Linked DNA regions of Homo sapiens: region 1 is linked to region 2. A link is a contact called in ENCODE Hi-C or POLR2A ChIA-PET data. All regions are on one chromosome and are shown on one strand. The core of a region is the stretch at or near the end of the contact, and the rest is flanking DNA. Distances in the headings are between cores, read along the strand shown. Region 1 holds the start of SRD5A3 (steroid 5 alpha-reductase 3). Region 2 holds the start of CHIC2 (cysteine rich hydrophobic domain 2).

Evidence for each region. Hi-C counts contacts between places; a loop is a spot of excess contacts on that map. ChIA-PET counts read pairs that join two places held with the same protein, here RNA polymerase II (POLR2A). Pooled maps may share reads with other maps.
Region 1: a loop to region 2 is called in a map of CD8-positive, alpha-beta T cell, with 5 times the contacts of the local background. The contact joins the promoter of SRD5A3 here to the promoter of CHIC2 in region 2. A Hi-C loop is called at or near these places in 1 of 168 maps with a recorded cell type or tissue (CD8-positive, alpha-beta T cell) and 9 of 50 pooled maps. POLR2A ChIA-PET finds 5 or more read pairs at or near these places in 2 of 52 experiments (activated CD8-positive, alpha-beta memory T cell and activated T-cell).

The regions. Positions count from the first base shown.
Region 1 is chr4:55,343,493-55,347,746 of GRCh38, forward strand. It overlaps SRD5A3 (steroid 5 alpha-reductase 3), which reads left to right and starts at 2,750. Exons shown (of 5, transcript NM_024592.5): 1 at 2,750-3,065. The coding sequence starts at 2,845. RefSeq lists an enhancer at 2,471-3,231 and silencers at 2,683-2,852, 3,063-3,332.
Region 2 is chr4:54,061,821-54,066,054 of GRCh38, forward strand. CHIC2 (cysteine rich hydrophobic domain 2) reads right to left here and starts at 2,785. Exons shown (of 6, transcript NM_012110.4): 1 at 2,362-2,785. The coding sequence starts at 2,480. RefSeq lists an enhancer at 2,193-2,693 and silencers at 2,493-2,622, 2,853-3,092.

The sequences.
Region 1 (4,254 bases), core at 1,500-3,999, 1.3 Mb after region 2:
GAAATAAAAATGTACAATTTCCTGTTTGTTGCTGGGAAATAGAAATAATATTTATGAACAGATTTTTATCTCCAGCAACCTCCCCAAACTGCCTACTAGTTCTGATACCTTATCTGTGGATGCCATTGGAGTTTCTATTATTGGAGTTTCATATAATCATCAAATAATGACAGCGTTATTTCTTACTTAGCAGTCCTTATATGTTTTATTTCTTTTTCTGATTTATTGAGATGGCTAGGGACTTAAAGCACTGACTCTAAGGATAATTGAATTTAGATTCATATTTTGAAGGTAGAGCCAACAGGATTTGCTGACAGATTGCATTTAGGCTATGAGAGAAAGACAGGAATCAAGGTTGAGTTTAGGGTTTTTGGCCTGAGCAACTGGAAAAATGGCTTTGCCGTTTACTGCAGGCAATACCAGTAGTTTGTTGAACATATAGTGCAGTTAATTAAATGAAGAAAGACAAAAATGCTCACTGATATTTATTAGCAATGATCTTTCTAACAGATGTTAGCCTGGTATTCCACTTTTGAACTAACTCACTCCAGTAAGGATTTACATTTACAAATACTCCCAGGAGGGTTTAACTTACGGCTTTCTGTTCAGCCACTGCCATCTACAGGGGGCTTCTCTGAATATAAACTGTGCATGCTGATTAAAATCTAAAAAATAGCCAGGCAGGGTGGCTCACGCCTGTAATCTCAGCACTTTGGGAGGCCGAGGCAAGCGGATCACCTGAGGTCGGGAGTTTGAGACCAGCCTGACCAACATGGAGAAACCCCGTCTCTACTAATAATACAAAATTAGCCTGGTGTGGTGTCACATGCCTGTAATCCCAGCTACTCGGGAGGCTGAGGCAGAATAGCTTGAACCCAGGAGGCAGAGGTCACGGTGAGCCAAGATCGTGCCATTGCACTCCAGCCCGGGCAACAAGAGTGAAACTCGGTCTCAAAAAAAAAAATCTAAAAAATATATGGGATGATTTTCCCCTCCAGCCTCCTCAACCCTTCCTGTTTCCACTACACACACACTCACACATACACACACACTTATCTTGTTTTCAATCTTGCCCCAGGTCAGACAACTGTAAGAGAAACTCCTACCCAGGAAACTGAGTCCCTGCAATGCACTTACAAGTAGCTTCTCTGAAAAGAAAAAGATCATGGACAGACCAGCTGCATTTACAGAGAGTTAACCTAAGAAAAATAAAGAAACAGTGAAGGGGTGCCAGGAGCATTGGCTCATGCTTGTAATCCCAGCACTTTGGGAGGCCGAGGCAGATGGATCACGAGGTCAGGAGATCAAGACCATCCTGGCTAACACAGTGAAACCCCATCTCCACTAAAAATACAAAAAAAAAAAAAAAAAAAAAGCCAGGCGTGGTTGGGGGGGCACCTGTAGTCCCAGCTATTCGGGAGGCTGAGGTAGGAGAATGGTGTGAACCTGGGAGGCAGAGCTTGCAGTGAGCAGAGATCAGGCCACTGCACTCCAGCCTGGGCGACAAAGCGAGACTCCATCTCAAAAAAAAAAAAAAGAAAAGAAAGAAACAGTGAAAGGGTGACTCCCGCAAAAGAGATCCAGGATCACTCAATAAGGCCTCATTGTCCTAGCTAGAATGCCAATTTAACCATCCTTAATCACCTGGCTGTCAAAGGACGGGTAAAGCCTTAGGTGTCTTTTGCACAAAGAAGAAAACTTTAAAAGCTTGCTCATTTAACAGTCCAAAGTCCCACTAACCTACCCACCCTGATGTTTATTCAACACACATATCGGGTATCTCATTGGGGTAAGGGTGATGAGTTGGCTACCTCTCCCCTCTTCCACTTCTCACCCACCACCCAATCTCAAAAATGTAAGCTCCAAATAAGCAGTGACAATTATCTTGTAAACCCCTCTGTCCTCAGTATCCAAAATGATGCCTGTCATACAGTAGGCATACAATACTTCAGAATTAACATTTTAAAGACTTTTAAATACTTAAAAGAGCTAGATTTTCACTTATAGTAAATAAAATCAGTGTTGTTTAAAATCAGTGAGTCAATAAATAGCATTGTCACTACCTGAGATAAATGTTACAGGAAACAGCTGATGGAATTTAAAAACTTTGCTTCTAAGGATTGGAACCCTATTGGTAAGCGACTGCTGTTTTTTAAACACAGTTTTTACCACTATGATTTTTATTATTATGTGCAATTACTTGTCTACATGTTTACATTATACACATATCCAACACATTTCCAGCATCCTAACATAATTATTCATTTTTGGGTGTGATCTGCCTTCTTTATCCATATATACACACATTCATATTAATATAGTTGTTTGCAATCATAGCTATGTATTTTTATGGTTGGTTTTGTTTTTCACTTCACATATTGTTTCCTAAACAGCTTTCCCTGTTTCTACACTCGTCATAATAATTCTCAATGACTGCATGATATTCTAACATGTCAGTGTATCATAATTTAGCTAAATAAACTAAAATGCAACATGTAAGGTTTCCATTTTTTGCTTTGGAGATAATGTTGATAAGAGTGGCAGACACGTGGTCTCGTCTGTTTTGCGTCTTTGCTTCTGATGAATCATATTCTGGAGCTCCATCTAAGAATCCCCATGCCCAGATTAGGGACTGCGAGCGACCACCCAGCGCCAGCGCGACCAGGACCAAGGACCTCCGCGGCTGAGCGGCGAGTCCGGGAGGGGCTCTGCGCGTCCCCGCCCCGCGCCGCGTCACCGACGTCCCGCTAGGCTGAGACCGGTGCGCCGCGCGCTAGTGGCCGCTCTTCCGCGGGCTAGCGGGCGGTGGGGGCGCCAGCAGCGCGGAAGGCGGGCACGCGGGCCATGGCTCCCTGGGCGGAGGCCGAGCACTCGGCGCTGAACCCGCTGCGCGCGGTGTGGCTCACGCTGACCGCCGCCTTCCTGCTGACCCTACTGCTGCAGCTCCTGCCGCCCGGCCTGCTCCCGGGCTGCGCGATCTTCCAGGACCTGATCCGCTATGGGAAAACCAAGTGTGGGGAGCCGTCGCGCCCCGCCGCCTGCCGAGCCTTTGATGTCCCCAAGAGGTAACCGCGCCCCGGTCCCGAGCCGCGGTGGTCAAGGCGCTGAGAGTTCGGGGCGCCCCGGCTCGCGGGCAGCCAGCAGGGGGCAGCAGAGGCGGGACCCGGCCTGGGAGGCCCTGGCGGGTTCCCGGGCGCAGCACGGCGCTCCCTCGGCCTGGCCCCGGCCATGCCCCGGCTGCTGCGTGGCTCCGGGGAGCAGTGCCCGGGTGTCCGCGGACGCCGAGGGAGAGCGGAGCCGCTTGCACTCAGCTGGAGGAATGTGAACTGGTAGCCGCACGGAGCCTTTCCCTGTGGGAAATGGCAACGCATCCGAATTTAGGCCTGGTCATGCGAATTTAGGCGGCAAATTGAAGTGCCCCTTGCCCCAAATTCTCCTTTTTCCCGTACCCTGCACTCCAGTGGCTCATACTCTAACTTGAGGTCACCGGGAATCATTTGTGGAAATGAAGTTAGGCCGGCTCTTCGGCCTCGGCTTCCCCCGTTTCTCTTCCCAACCCTTGCAGTGGGGACAAAGGACTGAGTCGCCCTAACCTGCACCTTGGCAGGTGCCCCTGGGGAAGGTGGCCCAAGGTGCAGGTCATAGGCAGGCCCGTCCCGAAGCTCCATTTGACTTTCGAAAAATTCTGTAACCCAGTTCAGCGAAGGATTAAATCGTCAGGTTTTAAATAGAGACCTGTTATAATTTTCTTCTTCTCCTTTTTCCACTTTAAATTCAGGACATAGCTGGAAAGAGTTGGCCAAATACTATTCGAGATGGTAGAAATAGAACAGTGCCCCTTAAGATGCATCTTAGGCCGGGCGCAGTGGCTCACGCCTGTAATCCCAGCACTTTAGGAGGCTGAGGCAGGCGGATCGCTTGAGTTCAGGAGTTCGAGACCAGGCTGGGAAATATAGTGAGACTCCGTCTCTCCTGAAAATACAAAAAATTGGCAGGGCTTGGTGGCGTGTGCCTGTAGTGCCAGCTACTTGGAATGAAGGCAGGAAGATCATCTGAGATCAGGCATTGGAGACTGCAGTGGGCTATAATCATGGCACTGCACTCTAGCCTGGGCAACAGAGAAATACCTTGTATTTAAAAAAAATTTTTTTTTAAAGGTTAAAAACATCTGGGTTGTCGCTTGAAACACTCATAGGCAGTGCCCCAGGTCCGCAGGCAACAAAGGGACAAGTATAATTTGGCTTCTAAAACTTG
Region 2 (4,234 bases), core at 1,535-4,034:
TCAAAATACTTCAAACACAGTAATTTAAGCACATACACATTGCTTAGAAATGGAAAAATAAGACTAAGGTGAATCATTGTTATGTTTGATAATGGCAGTTCTAATTTTTTAGTACTTTGTTTTACACCTGTTTCTCAAAGTGGAAAACTATATCTGAGGAGGAGAATAATAAAAACTAGTATCTATTGAACATAGTACCACACAGTGCAATAAATTCTTTTCATGTACTATCTCATTTAATCCTTAATAATCTTAAAAGGTATCGACTATAACTATCCCCATCTCAACTAAAGGTCATGAATAAACAATTTATCCAGGAAGTAGCTGAGATAGATTTTAACCCAGAGCCTAGAACCAAGATAAATGGGAGAAGAAGGAAGTTGCTGAGGAAAATCAGAGATTTAACTCACAATGTAGAAAGGCATACTGTTTATTGATGATAGATAGTCCCTCCCTATAACCTGGAATAGTTTTCAATCTTGGCTACACATTAGAATCACCTGTGAGATTTTATTTATTTATTTATTTATTTATTTATTATTTTAACTGTCCACTCCTAGGACCCTCACTTAGTATTTGGCCTTCAACTGGCCTGGGGTGGAGCAAAGACAATGGTCTTTTTTTAAAGACACCCAGGATTCTAATGGACAGCTAAGTTTGAAAACCACTAATAATTATTTTCTACCCTATTAACCTCTCCACGTAGCCAACTACAATCAAGTTTACTGATTACCTAGGTTCTGAGCACTTTGCCCACTATTGCATTTTCCACTTGCCCAACAAAGTGCTTAGCTTTTCTTCTCCTTAACAGAGGAAACATTACAACTACAGCGTCGCCTTTTTAAATGACAAAATTCTCTAGCTTTTCTTTGACATGAGGAATGTAGAAGGAGGGATAGATGGCATGACAAAGTTTGGAAATCACTTCTTTAAGCATCCACATACTCCTTAGGCTTAAAACAGTGCAAAAAGGTCCTAAAAGTCAAAATAAAATCAAATGGCAGGTTATGAATTCTGTGATATATGTTAAAAGTTTAATATCCATGATATTTGGTTATACTTCTTAAGCTGGTGACAACACTTAGAAAGTATTATTGTGGTGAATTAAATTCCACTGTCTTGTCATGGTGCTGTGATGGCAATTATGCAGTGTTTTTACCCTGTTAAGTCACCTGAACATAAACTAACAGGTACTAAAGAAATTAAAGCATTACATAAGCATACTCAAACAACAATATGGCTGGTCATACGAGAAATGCAATTATTTTGCTGACAAACTTATATGAGAAGTCTTACTGTTTCCCTAAGTTATTCACAGCACATCCCACTCACTCTTCACCAAAATATAATGAAGACTATTCCAGACATTCTCAGACTTGCTGGCTCTTTTGTTTCACTGAAAAGGTGAAGAAGTACAGAGATACCTGACAAGTATGGAAGTCTGATCTATTATTTGAACAAGAGATCTAAAATGAGAGAGTATCAATGTAATACATCAAGTGGTACAAAACTGTGGACTTCATAGTGAAACATTACAAAACTTCCTGCTTCCGGACAGCTCATTATTTGGTTCAAGGCTTCACATTCCTTTGTCATGGTCTTTCCGAAAGCTTTCATTCCTTATTAATATCAGACTTTTAATGTTACTAGTGGGACTTTCCAAATTAACAAGCCCCAAGTTCGTGCCCCAAGGAGGAGCTTCAGGACTACAATTTTCCCTCAGTAACCTGAGCAGAGTGTATGTCCCTCACGTAGTTGTTGTTGTTGTTGTTGTAAACATATTTCTTTCTGTATATCTTAAATTTGTGTTCAACTATATATTTTTATCACGTACAATTACAAGAACTTGCATTAGTTCTGCGGAAATTAGTGGAAAAACTGGGAGACCTGTGGGTATGTGTGAAATAGACACGAAACGGAGCTTCGCTGCCAATTGTCACTGGGGTCTCACACGGCCCAGATCTGGCCTCTGAGCCATGTCACTGGGTGCAAAGGCACAGACAACCACAGGGTAACTGGGCGAGAAAACAAGGAGGCTCCCTGTCAATACACGTACTTCCACCCTGAAGAGGAAGGGTGGCCCGCAGGGCAGACCCTAATGAAAACCCGTGCCTACTGGGATCGTCACATCGCCCGGGCCTGTAGGGCCTGCTAAAGGGGTGTGTGGAGGAGGAAGGACAGCGTCCGTCCCCACTTCGGAGACCCAAACAAATGAAAATAAGCCAAGTTCTCACTTCCTGGTTGCCTACTCTTTCGGAAGGCCCCCGACACCAGACGGACACAGGGGAAACGGGGCTCCCGTGGAGTAACGGGGCCCACCCCAGCCCGCACCTCCCGCCCTCGCCCTCCTCCGGGCCTTACACGGTGACGTGACCGGAGCCGCGGACGACCACCGGGTCCGGCGAGTACTTGAGCAGCTGCTCCTCCAGGGCCCGCTCCTCGTCCTCCTCTTCCTCATAGATTTCGTCGAAATCCGCCATCCTGAGCCTCCGAGCTCCCCTGCCCAAAGGGCCTGACTCCCGGGGTTGGCGCCGGGGTACCGGCGGGCGAGGCGGCGGAGGCTGAGGGGAGTCGCCGCTGCCGCCGGCTCCGAGGCCGCGGAGTTCGCTGTCGGCTGTCTCGGCTCCGGCTACAGAGGGGATGGGGTCTGGACCGTCGCCGCCACCGCCGCCGCCATTACCATCAGCAATAACAACAACACAATGTCAACATCCGCCCAGAGGCCGACACCTCCACAAGCACAGACGCCGCTGCCGCCGCCGCAGCAGCAGCAACTCAGGAAACCACAGCAACAGCCCGAGCCACCCGCAGCGGGAGCAGCCGGCTACGGCATCGCGAGACTTCCCGGGCCAACGGGCGGGCGGGCGCGTGCGTGGGCGCGTGGGCGAGCGGACTGGCTGGCGGGCGGGCGGGCGCGCGCACGTGCGGCCTCGCGCGCTCCCAGGCCACCGTCTTTCCTCTGCTTCTACCCGCAGACGGCGACCGGGGCGCGCGCTCCCGCCGGCGGGCCCCCCTCCGCCGACTTCTGGGTGGCGGACCCTGGGGGCGGCGGCTCCGCTGACTGGAGGCCGCGACCCGCGACTCCGACAACGCAGCTTGGAATGTCCAGTGGGACATGCAGTTCCCCAAAGTCATCTCTAACCAAAACAAACAACTGAAAAGAAAAGCCCTGGCTGGAATAGACACATTTTTGTGCGTGTCATTGCCAGTTTATCTAATAATCGCATCTCGCTTTTCCTCAGGTTTTGAGTCTATGATGAGAACCAGAGTCTCTTTTTTCCCAATTTGAGGAGTCCAGCAGAGACACTGCAAACATTTGTGCTCACCACAGGATTTTTCAAGACATCTCCAAATTCAAACATCTTATCCCTTGATCCCCTTAAGTATAATCCAATATATGAGGCCAGCGATGCTGGTATTTTTTTTTTTTTCTTACAAGAAATCTCACCGTAGTCATGCTATGAAAAAAAACTGATAAATTACCTGGATTCCATATTAGAAGATGCAGTTTCTTGCCCCAACTCTCTCACCAAACATAACCTGGTTTTTGTTGTTGTTTCCTTAAAATCTTAGGGAATTCCTTTCCTTTTCTTACCAGTTCCTACCACAAAAAAGACCTGAAAGAAAGGGCAGAGGAGAGGAAGAAAAGGAGGCAGGAAGGAAGAAAGGATAGAAGGAAGGACGAGAAGAATGAAAGAAGAATGGGAGAGAAAGAAAGAAGGGGAGGAAGGAAGGAAAAGGTTTAATGGAGTCTACTTAGCTGCCTAGTAACAGTTGAACGGTCACTTTGGGTACTTGGTTTCATTAAGCATATAAACAGCACAGGGGAAGGAGTGGGCTTCTGAGAAGAGAGTCCTGGACAGTGAGGATACACCATGGGAGAAGAAAGGATAGTTCTACTGAGCCCAGCGCTGGTCAGGCTCTTCAAGTGCAGTGTTCATGTCACAGTAGTCGGCTTTAGATGGGTCACTGTTGACGTGGAGAAAGTGCAAAGGAGGTCAATGAGGACAGTGAGAGATGCCAACCTCCTTTTGGAAACAACTGAAGGAAATGAGTGTGGTTAGCCAAGAAAAAATGAAGGAAAAATACAGTAGTTGTATCAGACTTATTGTATCCCTCCCTGGAGGGTATTTGTTCATTCAACAAATATCTACTGAACTCTAGCTATGTGGCAGGCACTGTGGACGTGTGTGAATGAGGCACAGGCCCTGACTTCTGGTAGCTTATCTATTGT